Linked DNA regions of Mus musculus: region 2 is linked to region 1. A link is a loop called in an ENCODE intact Hi-C map of the cell type or tissue named here. Cell type or tissue: heart. All regions are shown on one strand. Each heading gives the region's core, and the rest is flanking DNA. Links, peaks and the distances in the headings are about the cores only.

What was found. A loop is a pair of places that touch in the nucleus more often than their neighbours do. Peaks named below come from ENCODE experiments on the same cell type or tissue, not always from the same donor. Only the 100,000 strongest peaks of a DNase experiment are listed, where the experiment ranks them.
Region 2: it touches region 1 in a loop (2.7-fold over the local background); 11 of 42 quality-filtered maps call a loop at or near these places.

Annotation. Positions count from the first base shown.
Region 1 is chr14:120,273,449-120,284,441 of GRCm38, forward strand. Mbnl2 (muscleblind like splicing factor 2) reads left to right here and starts at 2,221. Exons shown (of 8, transcript NM_207515.2): 1 at 2,221-2,457. All of the region lies in intron 2 of Gm52122 (a long non-coding RNA gene), which reads right to left. In heart, for the core only: a CTCF peak has its summit at 4,871; DNase peaks (open chromatin) are centred at 2,183, 3,963, 5,033, 6,883 and 1 weaker place; H3K4me3 peaks cover 4,861 bases; H3K27ac peaks cover 6,325 bases.
Region 2 is chr14:120,330,521-120,341,513 of GRCm38, forward strand. The region is part of intron 2 of Mbnl2 (muscleblind like splicing factor 2); the gene reads left to right. Among named protein-coding and RNA genes, the nearest start is that of Gm52122, 16 kb to the left of the region's middle. In heart, for the core only: no CTCF peak of the experiment used is centred there; DNase peaks (open chromatin) are centred at 6,111, 6,521 and 7,261; H3K27ac peaks cover 2,408 bases.

The sequences.
Region 1 (10,993 bases), core at 1,467-9,466:
GTGACTTCTTGTCCAACACAGAAATTACGCCAATGACAGACATCCTCTAGTGCAGCTCTGTCACACCAGCCTTTGTAGAGATGCTTTGTGCACATTCTCTTAATTAATGTAGGACACAGACCTAGCCTTCTAAAATGGCAAGATCAGCTCAGGCAAGCTAGCTACACAAGGCTGCATTGTTAGAGGCTTAAAATAGTCTGGGACAACGACCAGTACAGAAGCCTTTTGAACATGAGAGAGGCTGATGTGGGTGAGGCCGGCATAGCTGAAGAAATGGCAGGTGATCTGAGGTCTGTACAGTGTGTAAGGAGGGGAAGCGAACATGGGGTAGAGAGCAGGGAGCTTCATTTAGGAAAATGGCAGACTTAAAGTGGACTATAAAGGCAGGGGCCACATTTAGCAGGACCTTGAAAGTCTGTAATTTGGATTTTATGGAGGGACAGGTTTGAGTGTAAAAGGAACATGACTTTACATGACTTCAGAAAAACCTGTCTGGCAACAGGGAAGACCAGAACCGACGTGCCTTGAGGACCAGAGGCTATCAATTAGCTTTTGTACCATACAGGGAATAGGTCAGGGCTCTGGCCGAGCTGGGAGGAGAACACTAAGAGGCTTAATGTCTCTGGGTGAGAAATGGGCTTGACAGAGACTAAAGTCTAAGTAATAAGATTGTAAAAAATGGGGATTTCGTGTCAAAAGCAGGAGGAGCTGGGGAAGAAGGTAAGTTTGAGATCAACACTCAGGTATGTGTGCATAGGTGTATTAACAGTTTAAAAAGATTTCCACTTGTTTAAATGTAGCTAATTTAACTTTCCAGGAAAAACAAAACAAAACAACAGACTTAACCAAAGCCTATCAAAGATAATATTGACTAGAAATGAAAATCAATATTAGAGATTAAAGTGAAGAGGAGTAAAATAAGATATTCTATTGAAGAAAATTAGTCCACAAGTCACAAGAAATGATGTGTTTTAAGAACACAATTCCAAAATCTAAAAATACCAAAACCATTACATTCTGCCCTGTTACTCCATTCCAGATGCATTCGTTAAACAGTTGCAGAGAGAGAGAGAGAGAGAGAGAGAGAGAGAGAGAGAGAGAGAGAGAGAGAGAGAGAGAGAGGCTCAATCTTTCAGATGAATAGGATCTTTGTTCTTGCCTGTAGTTAGTCACGGGACCTTCATACTTAATTTTTAAGATGCAAAATGTTGTGTTTTGTGGAAGGAAAATGTGTGCTTATTGTGTTTTCTAAATGCCATATGTTTTTGTTTTTGTTTTCAAAGCATGCAGAAATGCTGTTGACTGAGAAGAAGAAAAAAATAACCCTTTCCGTTCTTTTTTTTCTTGCTTTATCTTAGGGAACCTCTGGCATCTGTGGGTCAACCTTTGTAGATTGAAAATGGAGGATGTCCCTTAGGTCAGTGCCATGTGTATTCAGCAGTAAACGCCCTCCAGCAGTCATTGCGGCACTAAAGACAGGATGGGCAACGTATGAGCATTTATCAAATGGCATCTAAGAAGGTTAAGACACAGTTAATCCCCCAGTGGGTGCCAGCCAAGAGCCTCAAAGCTTAATGTAGAGATATCAGTTCTGTCCTTCGGCATCCCCTAATTGAAGTCTCTAGTGCTCTGGAAACTTAGATGGAAAATATATGGGTTCCAGTAAGTAGCCACTGAAATGACAGCTCTCTAGAAAAGCTGTGTGCTGGGGCTTCAAGCATGGTCTGGTCTTCAGTGTGCAATCCAACTTGGCTATAGCCTCCCTCCGTCATGGAAATTGCCTGCAAATGTTTCGTAAGGTATCACTTTGCATGAAAAACACTGAATTGTCTCACAAACGAATGTGTACATCTATGTCAGTATGCTTCCTCAAACGCCCTAAGACTTTAGTTTGGGATCCAATTGGATTTCTTGGCCATCTTAGGAGTTTCGTGATTCCCGGAGTGTTTATGATGCAACTCCCAGCTACGGGCTGGGTGTCTCGAAGCGTATTTGTCTGAGCTACCCCTCTCTGTGCTCTGCCAATTATGTGCCACTTTGTCTCGGAGCTATGACTGCTTTCCTCGGAGAGGGAGATCCCTTTTCCATCAGTATGGACGCACTGTTTTCAGAGCCTGCCAGCGCTGTGTTGCTGTGTCAGTCATCCTATGAGGACCAGTTTCAGACGAGGAGGGCTGACGAGCTGGCCGGGGATTGGTGGGCTGAGCCTGGGCGGGGCCTGTGGGAAGGAAGGGCTGCAGCTCACAGCAACAGAGTTTAGACTGTCTTTGCTTCATCATCTGAAGGTAAAATTTTCCAGCCACGGCCGGCGGCTCGCAGAGTACAATAAACAGGGACGGAGAACTATTTGCATGGACCCCCCTTCCTCATGATGCGGTGGAGAAGCCACGGCCACTCGGTCCTGCCAGATGTTCTTGGGGTTACTGTACATGGGGAAGACGAGCAGAGCTAAACAAGGTAGGAGAAACAACCCCCCCTCCCCAATTTTTTTTTAATGTTTAAAGAGTTTGCTGCAGTATGCTGCATTCCATGTGTGTGCTTAGGGAAGCCAGGGAGACCGATTCCACTAATTCGAACGGAATACTCGCAGGAAACCCTGGAGTTTTACGTAACGTTTGGATTTGAGAACAAGAAACGGCAAAGCTGGAATCTACGCCGCCCGTTTAGGGTGAGGCATTAAAAAAAAAAAAAAAAAACCGAGGTTTTTATTTATTTATTTAAAGGACAGATTTGTTTATTATTATTATCTTTAATTATCTGAAAGATCCAGGCCAGGATTATCTTAAGATAATGGAGGTTTTTTACTGCCAGAGTGGGCTACAGAATAAAGTTTACGTGTTTCCTGTTCTTTGAAAACATACTTGAAATTAAGAATTTAAAAAAAAAATCTGCTTAAATAATCATCGGCTGAACGTTTGGGACGAAAATATGTCTGTTTCTTGGAAATTGGGGGCCACCCTGGTGCTACAGGGCAATGGCTTTAATTGAGTTTCAAAAGCACATTTTAAGCAGCACCAGGGCAGAAGAGGAAGCTTCCTGGCTAGTCTTAGACACTGTGGTTCAATGTTTACATTGCTTTTCCTGGCAGCCTCTGTCTTTGTTTCCAGCTTAAAAGTGGAACCATTATATTCAAAAGTAAGGCTGGGTTAATAATGCTTACTGCAATTATCTGATCTGTATGCATTTTTAATGAGAACACACAGCCAGCAGAATAATTTAATGAGAGCAGGCTAGCTTTTAAAGCTGGGCTCTCACTATGCCCAGCCAGATCAACTTTCTTGCCGAGAAGCAGCGGCTGGAAAGGGTGAAGCAGATTTATTTTTAACACACTTGGCCCAGGAGAAGGGAAGGCTTTCTCTGTGTTAAAGAATTCTTTCTGCCCTTTTCCGTTTTAAATTTCTGCCAGGCTGAGGAAACCGTGTTTTTTTTGTTAGGCCTTGGAAGCATGTGTTTACAATAAATGTGTAACATTTTTAGAATAGTTAGCAAGCACTGAAGCGAAGGGGGGAAAAAAAACTTGCCTAACTGCCACCTCCGTGAATGTTCTAATGTTCTTCAAAAAAGCCTTACTGTCTCTTTAAAAGACAAAGATTAAGTCGGAAAATGTCTATTAGGGCATTTTTATATTTAGGCAGCAACAAGGAACAAAAATTAAATGAGACATTTTATCATCTATGTAAGAGGAAGTTTCTTCCTCTCGTTTGCTCCGTTCTGAGGGAGAGCAGTGCTCATTTAAATAAGGGCAATGCCACGTACCACGGTTTTTACTTTCAAGGAGAAGTGCAGGACACTAGCCCAGAACTCCTGACGTCATCCCCCAACTATTTCTGCTGTGTGTTCTTCTATTCAGCTTGTGGAAAGGAATAGTTCTCTATGTCCAGGCCAGGAACATTCGAACTCCCAGTTGGCAGGACTTGAGTTATGTCTTCCCATTTAAACCCACAGCCCATCCATCCCCCCTCACAGGCCAAATAGGGCAACTTTGCCTACCTGCCTGTCTGCCCAGGTTTTCTGCAGGCTTCTGGCTTGGCTAGAGAAAAGCCATGGCCTGCCTCAGGGAGCCGGATTTCACTTTCTTTCTGGTCTAACTCGCTCTGTGTCGTGGCTCAGTAAGCCTTCCTGTGTGGCCTATCCCAGGGGGTCCCGTCCCAGGGGGTCCTATCCCAGGGGGCCCATTCCCAGCCCCCCTGGAAACTTTACCTAAGGCCCAGGTTATGCTACCAAGTTCAAGGTTGATTGGCTGGTGGGTGACAGCTGCTTTCATAGATACAGCACCGTGTCCTAAGGCAGATGGCTCAAAGGAAATAAAATACACTAGTCCCTGCTGTTAACCCTGTGACACAGGTGGCACTCCTCTTGCACACCCTTGATTGTACGGATCTGGAGAAAGGTTAGTGTTTATTGAGGTTCCTTTTAAAGAAAGAATTTGGGCTAGAGCACACTGCAGTTCCCTGGAGTCCCTACTACCAGCTGGCCCTCCTGCACCACTTACTTAGTGTGGCCTTGAGCAAGTGCCTACCTCAGTTTCTCTTCAGGGACCTAATACTTATTACACTTTCTCTCCTAGAATTCTAGGGACCTGTTTTGTACAAACAACAGTAACAAAAGTTGTTTGTCTCCTGGGACAATTCACTGTGTAAAGTACAAAGGGAAGGGGCCTCTGTGTGGAAACATTGTGGGCAATGTCTTGGGCTGTTTAGATATAAGGCTACAAAATACAAAACCTCCAGTCTCTCCGTTTCTTATAAATTTTCTAAAGATGCCTAAGCCACAAATGAAATTTCCAAGGAAGTCAAGGCATGGTTGTTAGCGTTTCCTCCATCCGTCTCACCTAATGTTCTAGAAGCTGCTGGGCAGGCCAACCTCTGCCAGCAGTGGGCTTCCTAGAGTTGTGCTGGCCTAAGTTTCAGTTCTGACTTCGCGTCTTGTAAGAAATCTATGAGTGTGGCGGAAAGGAGAGCTAAAACCCGGCGGAAGGGAGGAAAAGATGCTTGTGAAATATATTGGTCATGCGGCTCTACTGCTGAACAGCCTGCCTTCACTCTGCTCGTTGTTTTAATTTGCTGTTGCCATGGTGAAAACAAATCAATATCACATGGCTCCCAGCCAGTCCCAAGCTCTGGGAGCGCCATAGAGATCCAAGAGCAGGTACTCTGGATTTCAAGCAGGAATGGGGAGCGGGCGACTTGGATCCTGAGCGCTAGTAAATTCCTCCTGCAGAAGGAGTTGGGTCAGTCTGACACACATTTATCTCTTCCTTTCTTCTTGCATTCTCTTATCAGCAATGAAAAAAAAATGTGGGAAGAAAGGCAAGCTGACTCATTTACATTTTCCAAAATAACGAAACAGTAGCAGTGCAGAAGCTAGTCGGGGGCTTGCAGTGGTGAAGATTTTAGTTAATGAAGAGATGGGACTGAGGCGAGAGGGAGTTTTAGAAAACAGTTTGGGTGCCTTCAGCACCTCCACAGAGAGCTACCCCTGAGAGGCCCTTGGGAGGTTAGCAGCTACTGCTGGCCTGTCAGGCAAGCGATCTGGCAACGAGGAAGCAGGTGGGCAGTTTGGAGTGAGGTGTGTCAGAGACAAGGAAGCCAGTCAGGAGCCTGAGTCATAGCAGATCAGCAAGTCAGAAGTCCATCAGGTGAGCGCACGAGGACTCCAAGGTCACGACCCCACAGAGAACAGAACACTTCTTCCTCCTTGAAAAAGCTGCCGAGGCTCAGCCTGAAGGCCTGTGAGGCACGAAGGAAAGAGACTGCAGAAAACAATACTAATAGTAAAGAGCCAGGAGCCCAAGCTTCCTTTCTGGAAAGAACCACTCAACTAGAGAGAGGGATACTTGCCGCTTTGTGGACTTGGTATTTCCCTCCTTGGAGGATGAAGTGGGTTTTATCCGGGCCTTGGTGGATCAGTTTTGCTGCTGGTTTTGTGTGTGTGTGTGTGTGTGTGTGTGTGTGTGTGTGTGTGTGTGTGTTTTGTTGTTTGTTTGTTTTTTTTTTCTTTTTTGTCTGTCTCCATCATTTAGTTACTCCAGTTTTTGTTTTGTTTTGTTTTCCTTCTTGAAAATGTATACAAAGTATCCCTTGCAGCAAGAGTAACTTCTCAGTGAGGAGTCAGCTTTGCTCCAGGCCTGGGCCTCCACTGCAACGCTGAGCCAAAACAGGTCTGTTTAGTAAGGCCTCAGCTTTGTTTGCTGAGCCTGAGTTCCTGATGGTGGGCAGCTTTCAGCTGACCTTCTCTTACGCCCCCTCACTATGACAAAAAAAGTCTTGGACCCACAACGTGCTTTTAGTGTTTTGACAAAGCATTCATTGTTTAAGGTCTCTTGGGTCAGCAATCCAACATCAGTCAACAAGTGTTAGGGGCCCTTTGGGCAGGGTCTTGGGCTTGGCTAGGACTTCAGGCTACCTACTACCTACCTTTTGTGTGTCATTACATACACACCTGTCGTAAAAGCCTAAATTTCAAAGGCTTTAAGACATCCTTATTGGCTGATATTAAGCTAGCATTGTAACCATCAGATATTGATTTTAGTCTAGAGGTGATTCTGGTGTTTAGAGGACGAACGAAACACACTTAAAATAAAAAGATTTTTTTAGATGTTAGATATCTATCCTTTCTTTCTTTACTGTATTTCTTACTGCTGGGCTCCTGTTGTTTAATTAACATAGAGCAAGGTGAGCCGTGGCGTGTCAGAGTGCTTGAAACATGCAGATTAGATTAGTACTCAGAGTCTCAGCTACCATAGCTTCAGCCTGAAGTGGCAAGGCTGTGGCACATCATTTATAAAGCCTTAAATGCCAGCCAGTGAACAAAGAGAAATCTTAGACCTGCTCACACTTGTGAGCTTCAGCCTGCCCCCAACAGCCCATGATGCAATTATGAGGAAACCTGATGCTGCCTCTGGGGGATTACACTTCCCCACATTCTTTCATAAATGCAGGAGGGGCTTGTTTGGTTTTAGTTGATTTCCCCTCTAAACTTTAAGTTGTTTTGATGGTTGTGATTGGGGGATTTTGCTCCTGCTAGAACATTCCTTCTCTGGACAGACACAAACTGTGTGAGGCTAAAGGATGTAGTTAGGGGCAGACCTGAGAGAGGAGGCTGGAAACACAGACTTTTTAAAGCTTTTTTTTATTTTTAATCAGCCTCATGTCTGCAATGACAGAGGAGCTAGGCCACCATTAGGAACATTCATGGTGAGCTGGCTGTGGAAGAACTGTGGGGTGTATGTCACCTTTACGGAAACAGGAGAGAGTGGGAAATACCCTCCTGGAACACTGCAGGGCTCTTCTGAGCTGTCCAAAATGCACAAAAGCTAGGAGATAAGATGAGACCAATGCACAACTTGTCTCCAGAACAATAATGGACAGATGTGGGGCTCCTTGCACTTGACAAGGGCTTTTGCTGGTATCATCTCCATTAACAGCTTAAGTGGGGCGTTACAGGATGGGAGCCTCATTTAAGGCACTCTGGCTAAAACTCCAGAAGATGAGTTATTGATTTTAAAAGTTTGATTTGTTAGAAGACTGGGGGATAGATACCCCAGTTGGCAGAGCGGAAGCCTGATGTCCCTGACGCCTTGTGTCAATCTCTACCTCCTACCACATAAAACCAGGTGTAGTGGAGCACACCTGTAATGCTAGCACTCAAGAACTATAAGCAGGGCGATCAGAAGTTCAGAGCCATGCTTTGTAACAGTGAGTTCTAGACCAGCCTGGGCTGCCATCTGCCGTGTGTGTGTGTGTGTGTGTGTGTGCGTGCATGCGCGCGGCAAGCGCACGCGCATGTATTCTACCCACCCCCTTGGTTAATTGACTTGGATTTTGAAAGCACAAGATAAACTTGGAAATCTCCCAGGTGCCAGATGTGAGGACATAGAGTCATGTCACCACTTAAGTACTTTCTTTGACAGTATTCCATTTAGACCTAGTTGACTTTATGGTAAAGCCCTCAGAGAGGTAGGTTCTCAGCTTGGATTGCTTGGGTAACCTTCAGGATAAAGCCAAAGTTGACCCTATATCCCAACCGAGCCACATGGCTGTTAGGTGTTTCATGAACACCTCATAATGTCCTGCAGGCCAGAGAATAACCAAATGAACAAAGACAGCAACAACAATGGCCTTGTGCTCCCCTGAGAGCATCTCACCGAGCCTCTTAAACTGGTAGAAAGATGGATGTGGGGACTGGAAATGACTCTTTTAGGGGTATTCATTACAGGTAAGCTGCTTTACACATACCTTGTGCAATTGGAACTTTAGAAGGTCCTTAGAGCCCTACCCAATCAACAGCACTCTCAGTTTGCTGGTAGAGGAAAAGAATTCTCTGTAGACTTGGTAACAGCCATATATCAGTGAAAGCCAGCCTGGCTACTACGTAAACTCAGGCCTCCAAGACTCTCAAGTCCTACAGGTAGCCAGCATTGTAGGTTTTGAGCTGAATAAATAAGAAAGATGAAAATAACTTATAGAAAGTACTCAGTTTCAAGGTAGAAACATGAATCGTGTTAGACATTTCAGATGGTGTGTAGTCGCCGTTCTGTTAAACTCTGTGTATAATAGTCACAGTGGCATCTTAAATACATATGCTATTTTAAGTTTTCTGTCTATTGTTTCCCTGGTGGTCAGAATTCCAACTTCCTGTTTAACAAATCAAGTGGCAACAGGGTTTGAGTTAGGTTAACTAACATGCTACTAGTTTTAGCAACCTCAAAGTGGAGAAGTTACTTCCCAAGCCTATAGAATGTTATGCATAGGATACTTACTGAGCTAAATGAATCACACCATGGTCTAACTTGAAGCTTTCGTATAATGTATGCCATCCAGTTGAGCAAAGCTCAACCCTAGCAATTTGGGAAGGACAGTAATGTTTTTAATTAAGAGATTGAATTATCCTAAAAAAAAATCTATAAACTTCTGGCATCCTAAAGCTTCAATTAATCATACTAAAAGCATTGAGGAGGTTTATATGATATAGATGATTTAGTTCTTATGGCTTTAAAGTTCTGAGAATTTGGGGAAGAAAAGCTGTGTTGGGGCCACATGAAAACATTTTGTCTAAATCAGCCTTTCTACTGAGAAAAGTCTACACCCCAGGCCAAGGATAAAATTATTTATTAGTAAGTAGAGAGCACAACGTATATATTATTTAGTGTATCCCTTTGAACTCTCAATTGTCATGTGTATTTGATGATGTATAGATCATATTGGTGTTGCTATACAAGAATTTCATCTGTAAATGAAGAACTATTATGATGGTTATTTCTGGCTTACGAAATATTTTATAATAGGATCCTATGATCAAAAAGCATGGAGAGCCCAGGGGCTCAGGGAAGAGGGACAGTGAGGTTAAGGAACCACAAGAAGAGTTGACTACAGAATATGGAGCCAGTGTTAGGGGACAGTGAGGAATCCGGCTACACAGGGGCAGTTGGAATCAATCAGGTAGGGTAGAGCTGAAGAGCCGTGAGCGATGCCACTGGACAGAAAAAAATTTACAATAATCCAGGCATAATGTAGGGAAGAGGTAGAGGAGAATGGAGGAGAAAGGGACCCGAAGGTCATTGTGGTGGAAAAATAGGAGGTGCTTCAGGAGCTCAAAAGTGCCAGAAATACATTATGGTTTCTCTCACAAGAGATAATGCATCAGTATTATCAGATGGTGCTGTGACTGGAAAGGGACCTAGGAAGAACAAGAGACCAGCCGTGCGAAGAGGTTCAGAGGAGGAGGGGAGACAATGAGCCATGAGATTTCTCAACATCGAACTATAGCCAACAGTGGGGTATACCCGTGGTGTTATCTTATAGATATAGATATCTATACTTGACAAAGAGAGGAGGGGACAGTGAATAGCGTAGTTCCCAGATTGCTGATGTCTAAGCCTGAGACCGCTGTCTTGAAACAATAGTTGATGTCATGCATACTCAACACCACACAGAGAGAGTGAGCGTAAAGAGAAAACAGGCAGTTAGTTGACCAATGGCGAGCTTTGAAAAAAAAAATTAGTCAGTGGCCCAGAAGAAGCTAGGAGGTCGAAAAGAATCAGGAAACTAAACATACATAAAAGAAGAAAATAGATTAAAAAAAAGAAAAGAAAGCAAGCAAAACTATTGAGGACCGTATCCCAGTCTGTGGGAATCTGTAAGAATAGTCTGTTTACTTTTCCTGTAGCTGGGCAAAATACCGAAGGAAAGTACCTAGCGGAAATTATGGCTATTTTGGCTCACAGTTTGAGGGTATGTCCATCATGGTAGCAGGTTGGCTGGCATACATCCACAGTGAGGGACAGAAAAGACAAGCCAGAGTCAGGTGCCTTGCTTTTATTCACCTAGGACCCCTCCATCCTCAGGATGTTGCTGCTCACACTTAGGGTGGGGTCTCCATTCTCATCTCAGTTCATCCAGTCTTAAAACCTCCTCACAACCAGGCCCAGAGGTTTGTTGCCATGGTAATCCTAAATCCCATCCAGTTGACAATCAAAATTAACGATCACAGCCTCCTACACGTATTTCACCCTCCTTAGCACCAGGCTCTGGCAGTGATCCTGCTGGAGGCCAGCGTTTGCTCATAGTCATGTTTGAAGGCACAGAGTGGTGGGCGTATGCGGGAACAGTCATCCCTGCCTCTTTCATACGTACAGGTGACTTAAAAGTACATTTTTTTTCCAGAGGCAGAACGGTTGAAAGCAAAATTATCAAGACGTTTGCATCTGCCTTTTAAGATACCTATTTGCAGGACTGGTTGGGGTAGTAATTCCAGAGTGAGATGTCACCAGACCCTGGGTGTCTTGTTTTTCCTGAGTCTATCAGATTCTCTTGAACCTGGCCATAAGAACTGCTTGGGAGCAATTCTCAAGATGAGAAAGTCCTTGGTGTGGTTGGAGGTAGTTGGTGTGCTCCTGCTGACGTCTCCAAGGACTAAACCAGAACAGCACTGCTCCAACTTGCATGTACCTGCAAGTCACCTGGGGACCTTATAAGGGATGTAGATTCTGAAT
Region 2 (10,993 bases), core at 1,972-9,971, 58 kb after region 1:
TTAGCTGAAATAACAAGCTCCATGTGCACACACGTATATTGGCATCCCTGGGGTGCGCTCATGCGCGTGCGCACCACATGCACAGAGAAGCCAGTTCCCAGAAAGAAGGTGTGATTCTTTTGGCACCTCAGTCGGATGACACTTCTGCTCCAGATCTCTGAGTGGCTTCTGGCCTCATACAGAAGATAGAATGGCACACATCCTGCGATGAGTCGTCCGCATCCCAGTGAGCCTGCCGTGAGAGAGTGAAGTCATCAGCCTCCAGCCACCTGACTTCCGCGGACAGTGGTCTGCTCTCCCAGCTGCCTGGGGTCTTTGCTCTCCCTCAGTGCCCAGCAGGCTTTGCTTCTGGGCTGGTTTTGACCTTTGCTCTGCTTAGAGCTCTTTTTGCCTCAGATTCTGTGAGCAGTTTGTCCTACCACACCTCATAGCAGCTTGTGGAAAGCACGTAAGTTTATTCGTGAAGCTTTCTGCCATTTCCACCATCCGAGATCCCACTACCCCTCCCCAGGCCTGCTGCTTTTTGGCATCTCACCAGTCGACTTCCTCCATTCTGGGAGAACCAGAGCTGAGTTCCGATGAGGATCTTGTCTGCTAAGATCACTGCAGGGTCCCTGAGCCTAGAATGGTGTCTTACGTATAAGAGATGACCACTGTCTGTGGACGGTTAGCACATGCTCAGCCCTAAAGCGTGCCAGCCCCTCAGACAGTGTATGATAGATAGTACAAGGTGTGCTGTACCTTGGGTATGCACTTACTATAATCTATGTGAATTGTCCCCTGGATGCTATACAGTACTCAGCCTTTCCTTGTACCATGCATTGTGAACCAGGTGCTAAGGTCACAATAGAGTTTAAGAATAGGAAGCCTTCTGCGGGAATTTGAAGATGTGGACTATGGACGTCTGTACAGTGCCTCACTGACATGTTCACAAGCCATCGGCTTTTCGAGCTGCGTGTGTTGTTACCACACAGCCTTGTCCTAACCCTCTCACCTTTCTAAGGAAAACCGATCTTGCTCTTTATGCATGGGGGACTAGCCGTAAGCTAGTTGATGCAAATGAAGTTCAGGCTTACAATTCATGGGTAACAATTTCAGAATAAAAAGTGAGAATTCTCTTAAAACAAAATATATGATTGACTTTGACCTGAAACTTGAGTGCTGGACTCTCAGCCAGCTACCTATTTAAGCGGAGGCTACCTATTTCCCTTAAGTACTTGGGTCTTCTGCACATTACGTGCCTAGTTTTGACCCGAGTTACAAATACCATCTCAGACAGTCTAAACTTTGCAGTAGTAATCATTCTAGCCATGTAGCACCATGGCTAGAACGTCTGGACTTTCTAATGACTGCCAGACACATATGTTAGGCCATTGTGGTACATGTGGATATAGATACAAAAATTAAATATTTCCCTTGTGATCACCAAACTTATAAATGCGGGAGACCTGACCTGACCTCGAGAGTGACTCCCAAATTGATATTTACCCACTCGTTTTTCAGCTCCTTTCGTGGAATTCGGTATAATTAATCTTAGAATTCCCACTATGTTAACAGTATTCATATTTAGTAAGTTTAGTACACTGAAGTGAAAAAATGTTAACATGCACTGCCCCCCAGGAATAAACGTGTGGTAGTTTTTCTTTGTGTTATGCAAATACTATATTAGTGTCGTGGGTTCCCTTCATGTCATGTTTTAGGGACTCCAGGTATCACTCGACCTCCTATATAAAAGATCAGTTTATTATATAACCCCTCTATAATATAATAACCCCCCTGTGCACCCCCTCAGTACTCTCTACCTTGGAAGTCAGTGCTTCACGAGCCCAAAACTCCCAAACCGCAGGAGAACATTTCACCCTCTGTCCCAGCTCCTGGTGTGCTTTCTGTCTGTTGCGGAGCAGAAATGCTATAATAGCCAGTAGAGGATTCATTTGCGCACTATCAATGGGAACTCCAGTGGCCTCAGTATCGTTGACATTCCCGACATCACCATTGTCTTTAATGTGACCATGGCTCAGCCCTGGTCATGCTAGAATTTTCTTCTGCCACCCTGTTCTACTCACTCTCTGCCCTCAGTCCCCTGCTTTTTCTTTTCTTTCTGATGCCCCCTCATCTGCCCATTGCTCCCTAACTGTGGGTTCATGACAACATTTGGTTTTGCTGCTTCCTGTCTCAGGCTCAGGCATGGGCTCTCAGAAGTTGTCCCCACCTAGGGGTTCACTTCTCACCTCTTCCAGTGAGCCCCATGTTCCTTTAAAGGTCCCCATCGGAGCGAACCATCGACACCTCCATTCTGCAGATGGAAGTCATGTGGTGGGCTCTCTCCCTCACTTTCTTGTGATGGTATCTTCCTGAGTGTCTCTCGCCCTCCCTTAGACTAGGGGCTCTACTTTCTCCAGAATTCATCTTAATGCATTAAATCAGAAATTACTCTTTCCAAATAATGGCACATTCGGAGGGACTGGAGATTATGAATTTAATACATACTTTGGGAGAGCATAGTTTAACTGAAACACTATAGAAAGACCAGCTGGGCATCGTGGCGCCTGCTTATAATTCTCATGTTCCCACAGCACTTGGGAGCCTGAGGTAGGAAGATTGTTGCAAAGTTAAAGCCAGCCTGGGATATATAATGAGTTCAAAGCGAGCCTGTGTTACATATGCTGTCTCAGAAAACAAACAAACATTGTCATCTGATTCAAGCCTAATTACTGTAGCCTGCCCTAGCCACAGGGGCATTCAAGTAACCACGGGTTGGAGGTTTTTTAAAAAGAAAATGCTTCTGAACTGAACCCATGCAGACCTTTTTATCTTGCCGGCCCCTAAACAACAAGGTCACAAGTGTGTGCCTAACATTTGGTTCCATGAGGTATTTTGAAGAAGGCAGTGATGTATATATAAGTATATATAAGTATAGAGCATCAGTATTAAAAGCATGATGTGGGTGCTTTAGATGCTATGCGTTTCATATAGGAGCTTGGGAACCTAGGGATTTTAATATCCAGTGGGGTTACTGAAATCTGTCCCCCATGCATTGAGGGATGGTTCATTCATTCATTCACTCACTCACTCATTCTCAGTCACTAGCCAGATGTGCAAGCTGAACTGAAACCAGAAACATGACACACACTACTGCCTCAGCTCTCTGTGCTACAGGGACTGGGTAGCTGATGGAGAATGCAGAGCCCACAGGCTCTCCAGAGATGCCAGCTGCCACCCAGAAAGGAACACTGTTGCTGTTCTGCGGTGATTCAGGTTTCGCCCAGCAGACTGCCTTGCTTAGCCTCTCAGTGAAGTGACCTGGACCTTGAACTAAGCGCTGCAGAACAGTGAGGTTAATGCTGCCGTTCTCCATGCCTTCCGTCCACAGAGAGCAGCGGGTACAGTGAGGTTGGGAGCTGCCCTTATCCACGAGAGACATCAGCACTATGTGGCCATTCCCTCCCCCCTTTTCTCTTAGCTGGGTTTTCCCATCCTCACTGGTTGCTCCTCCGTCCTCCTTTGAAGTCCTCCTCACCTCCAAATAGGCGCATCCACCCACGCTCCATGCTTGGGTTCCCTCCCATCCGTCACAGGCACTTACTGCTCTCATAACTTATCAAACGAGCGCTCCCATTTAGAGCCCTGTGTCTGCACACACATTTGCCAGAAATCTTGACTCCTGATATGGCCTCGTCCAATACAATGCCAGGAGACTTGCTGAGCACTTCTTCCATCCTACCTTTAGAATTAATTCCTACCTCAACTCCGGGAGTCCACTGCTTACCTGCCTCTCCACATAGATAGCTGAGTGACTCGGCATCACTGTCTCCTTCCACATCCTTGTTTCCCATGCTTTTTTATTTTGTGGTAGTGGGGATTGAACACATGCTGAGCCAGTACTCCATCACTGAGCTGTGTCCTCAGCCCCATTCGTGTGTCTGTTGCCACCAAGTATTCTCCTTCTCAACAGACGATATCATTCATTCAGTTGATTAATTAAGGACCTTAATGTAAGCCCAACTTGAATCTGTTCTTAAGAGTGACCCCCCCCTCCCCCATAGGAACATAGATTCGAATATGTAGTCATCGGGGAGTGGTACCGTTAGGAAGTGGGTCCTTGTCGGAGTGGGTGTGGCCTTGTTGGAGGAAGTGTATCACTGGCTTTAAGGTTCCAAGGGCCCAAGCCAGGCCCAGTGTCTTCTCTCTTCCTGCTGCCTTCAGATCCAGGTGTAGAACTCTCAGCTCCCGGCATCTCTTCACAGCATTAGAACACTAAGACAGAAACTTCCATGTCTGCTCTACTGCAAGACCTGTTCTTGTCTTTTTTTAGTGTGTATTTATAATTGCGGTGGGAGGACTCCCTTCTGCCCCCCATACACGTTTACAGTAACAAGTGTAAAGTCATAGCGCTCATGCCTGTTTTCAACCGTCTCCTGCGTCATCCGTGAAGTCTGAAGCCCCTTGAAACCCACTGTAACCTGGACTCAGCTGTATATCTGGCCCAGTTGACTCTGCAATCACACGGGTGATTACAGAGGTCTCTGCAAGACCTTTAAGTTAGCTCTTCTTTTCCCCTGGGATGGTCTTCATCCAGGTAACTGTAGCCTGGTTCTTCACTGGAGTCTGGCATGAACTTGAATATCACAGCCCTATCCACACTAACACAGAACTCATCCTTAAGTGGTGCTTCCTGTTTGTCGGTTACCCGTTTTTCTCCGGGAGAAGGAGGAGCCACGAGGTAGGAACTCTTTTCTTCTGTCCCAACAACTGGCAGCTGTTGCCTGCAGAAGGACATAAAGAAATATATCCCCAAGTTTTAAACGTAGAACTATTCTGATAAAATCCATACAACCTTTCTGGCTACCTGTTTTCCAAGTTCCCCATAATCCATTATAAATATGAGCAGTAAAGGCTCCGCACAAAGATGGTCCTTTGATTTACATCCCAAAAGACACTTGTACGTCGTGCTCAGTGATTGTAGCTGTTCCGGCAGGAAGGATACATGGAGACTCAACTCAAGTGTCATTTAAAAGCTACTAAAATGGAAGGAGCAGGCTGGGTTTGCGGCCCAGAGGTGGCATGCTTGAACAGCATATGTGATTTTCAAGGTTTGATTGCCTGTGACACACGCACATGCACATGTGCACGGGCGGGGGGAGGGGCAGTGAGTGTTTTATTTTGGGTCACCTTGGGGCATCTGTACAGTTATCCAAACTTGTTACAGACTGAGGCTGGCGTTAATCACAATCATGTTTTGTTTTGTTTTTTCTTTTTCACCAGTCATTCTAAAACTAGAGCATTGACCTATGTTTTTCCTATGAAGTTAAATTCATTCAATTCAAAAGTTATTATTATTATTATTATTATTATTATTATTTTATTTCTGAGGTTTTTTTTTTTCTTTTCTTGTTTTCCCGATTACCATACTTCTCTTTTCTTCCATGGAGTCATTATCTTTAAACGATGTTGCTTTTTCTCCATGGTGCCCTGCCGGGGCAGAAGCCATGCCCAGCTCTTATTACAGAGTGCTGCTCCGTGAATTCAAAGGCAAAGATCTGCTCTTCTATTCAGCCAGCCATGAGATGTCTACACCATAAGCTCTCGTCATGTGTCACACATGCTGGAAGTGTCCTCTTACTTAAAAAAGGAAAAAAAAATCACTAATAAAGCTCCTGTTCCCTGAGAGAGAGAACTTTAGACATCCCCGGGAAGTATCCTGTTTATAAATAATGTCAGTTGGACCCATCAAACCAGTCAATTTCCATTTTAGAATGGGAGGCGCCCCTTCTTCCCCTACTTTTACTACAGAGACCCTGAAACCTGGGATGTGTTTGTCCCTGCATACTGGAACAAAGGCCCAAGAAACCTAAGGCAGCTGTCAGACAATGCCAAGTGTATGTATACCATGCCAAGGGACACAGTCCTGGAGCTATAGAGACCAGGCTCGCTCTGCAGGGGCTACGTCACCGATGAACTTCACCTGTTCTGCAGTTTCCTCATGAACTGACCCTACTACTGCTAACTAGCATATTCTTTCCACTTGGATGGATTCAGTGTCTTCCGGCTCAGAGATTACAGCATAGTTGCATTACTCTCTTTCAGCACTGTCGTGGCCAAGAACAACATGATACTCCGAGGACAGCTCCACCCCCTGAGAGCTGACCTTTCAGACTCCCAAGCCTCCCAAACTGGGAGGGAGGAGGTGTCAGCCTAGCTCTTTGTAGTCACACTTAGGGTGGCCATGCTGCCCCACGGACTAGAATTTTAGTGATGTGACCGACAAGCCCTTTTTCTCACAACCTGAGGCTGAATATCCACACTGGGGATTATGCCTTAGAGCGGATGAAATAGCTCCAGCGGGCGAAGGATAAGAAAATGCTTCCAAGGCCTTAGCCTCTTTAAAGCCAGAACGTCAGCTTTCTGCTTGTTTTCTTTTCCCTTAAAGTATTATCATCTTCCAGGACATTTCTTTTAAAAACCAGGATAGTGCATCTGGCTTTTGACTGAGAGCGTTATTAGCTGCTTAAGTCACATGAATAACCCAGCGTTGGGAAGAGGGCCCAGTGGGTGAAGTGCTTCCTGAGCCAGAAGGAGGGTCTGAGTTATTCCCAGCAACCATGTATAAAAGTCAGGTGTGATAAACATGTATAATCCTAACACGGGGGGTGGTGGAAACGGGAATATTCAATATGATTACTTATTTATTTTTGGACATGAGCTCACTAGACTGATTGGCTATGAAGTCCCACCTCAAAATAAACAGATAAGTTAAATTAATGAATAAGGTCAAACCGTGATTGAGGAATGTTACTTTGTGTTAACCTCAGGCCTTCGCTGTACCGCAGATGCACACACGCGCACATCCCACCCCACCCAGAAGATACATTGACCATCATTTTAAAAATAGGAAGCTCTCCCATGGTGAATGCAATATATGTTAAGTTGTTATTAAATATCCATCCAGTTCAGACTCAAATCTCATATGAAGGCGTATTTCAGGCGCTCCCAGCCCTTAGGAAAATCATTAATGATACCAAAGAGATGGTTTCCACAGCTGCCGTGAAACTCAGCTCTGACCCAGATGCTTGGAATCTAAAATTAATCATCTGCAGGCTTCATTGGGCTCTGCTAATTCACGGGGCCCCGTTTTCATTCCCGTTGGGCACCCAGCCTTTCACAGAAGCTGCAACATCTGGAAAATGCTGGGGAGCAGCATCCTTAGTGAGGAATTCCAGTCGAACCAGTGTGTTCTCACTGGAATGCGAAGCCATGAACAGAGAAACTTGACTTCCTGGAGCACTTCAGACAGGTGTATTCATTTCCGTGTTCTGCAAGCAACCATTTAGTCCCCAGCAGAGCCAAGAGCTGAATCGGGTTCCTGAACAAAAAGCTGGGGCTTCTCACAGAGTTTGCAGTTGTTCTGGAGAAACAATGACAGGGCAGCCACCAACTCAAGATCAGAACAGGTTGAAGTAGACACCAGGCCAGAAGAGCTGCTGAGCAGACACACAGTCCACCCTCCCTGTGACCTTGGCTTTGTTTGATTTGCAAACATAAGCAAACCTTGCACTCCACTCGCCATTCCTTCTAAGTGCCTCCACTAAAACAAAAGGGGGCCCAAGCACAGCCAATCCCGGGCACCCAGCAACTGAATTGCTCTTTGTCCAAATAAACTCTTTAAGCTTTTATTGTCCCTCGGTTTACTTTTTAACAAAGGAAAATAACCATAATGTATCAAAGGCCCTATTCATTCATGAAACACTGAGTGTCCAGTGTGGGTGCCCTTCAGCCAGGCATTGGAAATTAGTGTGTTGACCTCATGTGCTGTCATTCTCTTGGGGGGTGGGGGGCAACACACAAATCAACCAGATATAGGTTTCTTCTCCTTCCAAAAATATGTTTCTTGTTTCCCACCTTCTGTTGCAATGGAAAAGAAGCAAGGAATTCCAATGGAAATAATATCCTTAGGGACAGTGTTATGCAGAAGTGATTGCTAGGGAGGGAGCTGCCTTCAATGTGTTGCTTTCAGGGCTGAGACCTTGAGGAGGGGGAGTGGGAGGAGGAAGAGCAGGAGAGGAAGGAGGAAGGGGAAAGGGAGGGGGAGGAAAAAGAGGGGGAGGGGAAAGAGGAAGGGGAAGGTGAGAGGAAGGAAGAAGAGAAGGGGAACAGGAGGGGAAAGAGGAAGGGGAAGGGGAGGGGAAGGAAGAAGAAGGGGAGGGGGTGGATGTCCTTTGAAAAGAAGCTTTACAGGTGCTGAGAAAAGGAGATGGCCCCATGGGATGGAAGTATTTGCCAGCCCCCGGGAACAAGATACGCAGACAAGAGGGAGTGAAATCATGCAGGCCTGGGGAAGTTGGAGAAGGCATTGGGGACAAGATGTTGGTGATGACATAAAGAAACCATGTCTTGAAAGCAAACAAACAGGCAGAACCAGTGTCAATCACTGTCCCACTGTGGACATCAGCTCCCTGGAGCCCCGTAAGCCCTCTGCCCAGGCCTGGGTGTGTATCAGTGGTGTGGCATTTGATCCTCAGTATTCCAAAGTCTGCAAAATGAAGCCTATCCACCTGCCAGGTTTCAGTTCTTTTAGTATGACTAGGGTTACTTCCAGCGGGTGATGGAATTTGGTTATATAAAGAACAAGTAGGACGTCTTCTTATAATTCTCTTGGCTTATTCTAGGTGATAAGAAAAAAAATTTTTTCTTTAAGCCTTTACTTTTTTTTTTTTTTTTTTGAGACAGGGTTTCTCTGTGTAGTCCTGGCTGTCCTGGAACTCACTCTGTAGAACAGGCTGGCTTTGAACTCAGAAATCCACCTGCCTATGCCTCCCAAGTGCTGGGATTAAAGGCAAGTGCCACCACTGCCCGGCGAGCCTTTACTCTTAAGGTGGTATTTTTCTCATGAAATGTTGAAGCTTCTAACACAGTTGCTATTAATGTTTAGTCAGTTTTTTCGTTTCCTTGTGCTAATGACCTGGCGAGCCTATATGAGTTAATTCTGAATTAAAGTTAATTCAGGAATACATTCAGCAGTTCCTATATGTAAAACAACTCTCTGCATATTGAGAGTCAGTAATTATATTAAGAGATTCAGGAAAATCTAATAATACCATAAGAATTGCACACAACTTTGGTTTTTTAACTGAAACATATGGGGTTTGAATTGCTCTGCTTCATTTTTCTTACTTATAACCAGCCATTCTTAACTTATTTGCATCAGTATAAAATGTAGGCACTTCAGGAGTTGGTTGGTGTTCTTTTTTTTTTTTTTTTTTACTATATGCGGGAGAACCCAATTAGTCTTTTTTTTTTTTTTAAATAAACTGAAGTCACTTGCTTTTAGGATATTTGTTGTTAATTTCTCCTAAATAGTTGTTACAAGCTCTTTGCCAATCTTAATTGATTACCTATTAGTGAAGTAATCTGAGCATTAGTATATGGCACTATAATTTCTGCTGTATCTCTTCCTGACAATTGACATAGTTTTAATCTCCCTTTTATAATTAAATCAGAAACCTTTTCTATATAAGGCTGTAATTTTAAAAATTTGTTTGTTTATAAAAAGATTGTGCGATTGGTCTTAATCATCAATTCTAGAAAGGATACGTTTATTTTTTTCTTAAGAATTTGTGTTCAATCTTAATTATCAATTCTAAAAAGGGTAAATTTTTTACTTTTTAAGTGTTTTGTTTTAAAATAATTACACTCATGTTTCCTTTCCTTTGTTATCCCCTGCCTCATTCTGAGCAGAATGTGTAGTCTTGCCCACTCTTTATTATTTAAAACTCGTCTACTACATAAAACAGCTTTGGCCATACCTCAACGACTTTAGCTGAATAGCATTCTCTAATTTGTGATATGTTCATTTGTGTGGCTCAGTCATTACTTAAGCAGGTGTTCCTAAAATATGCAAGCCATTTGGGATAGTTTTCCTTTGAAGTTGCACTATTAATTTCTAACACTTTATCAATAAGATAAGAAGTCTACACCTTTTACTTGAGAAACACACTCAAGTGGTTTCCATGCAGATTACAATTGGTCTGTACGTGACACCTGACAGCTGAGAAGGTACGTTTCCTGCTCTGAAGATGTATGGTTATCATCTATGCCAAGGTGTCAATCATTAAGTAATCCAAGTGCTTCGTGTTCCTAAGTGTTCATTTTTGTGTGTGAGACCAGCCAGAGAGCGACCACATTACAGTGTTTTACTGTCTCCTGTGTGCATGGTGTCTTCTATCTAACGTTAACTTTGCCTAGAGTTATAGATACCATGGGATCCTGAGCTTGGCATTCCCCTGTTCCCACAGTGTTTTTCCACGTTCTACCTTCCATCCATACGAGCATGATCTTTGCTTTAGTTCATCTACTGACAGGACATGAGATTACAACTACTGCCTTAAAAAAAAAAGCCATGCTTTCCTGATGTATCTTGTTCTATCTTTGGATTTCCAACTTGACTGTATTGACTTTTAGCTCATGTGAGCATCCTTCCTTTGAATTTGACATTTAAAACTGGGACTGATCCTGAAGTAACCCACAATCATTTGTCTTAAGCTCGCTGGAATTGTAATGCCAGGCTACAGAACAACCTGAGACGTCCCCATGTTCTTACTTGGATACTTTTATAAGGGAACCTACAGGGTGAGTCATTGCCACATTGTATCAGATGAGAGGATTGCACCCAAAGAGACCGGCTCATTGACTTCTGGTGCTTTACATAGACTAGAAAGCATACCCATTTGTGTTCGTATGTAGGACTGTTGGATACACATCCTTAGTAGCAAGTTTTCAAGGAAAGAGATAGATACATTAATGGTAACAGTCCTGGGAGACTGACCTGGAAGAAACTTTATGAACTAGGCAGATTTTGGCTGAGGCTCTGACCTCTCTGACCCTGGAACCTCACTGACCCCTTGTCAATAGCCTCCCTATTGGTTAGGTTCAGGAATGGATTCTGGGGCTGTGCTTACATGTAGTTTCCTCTGTGATTCAGTGCATGGCCATTGGG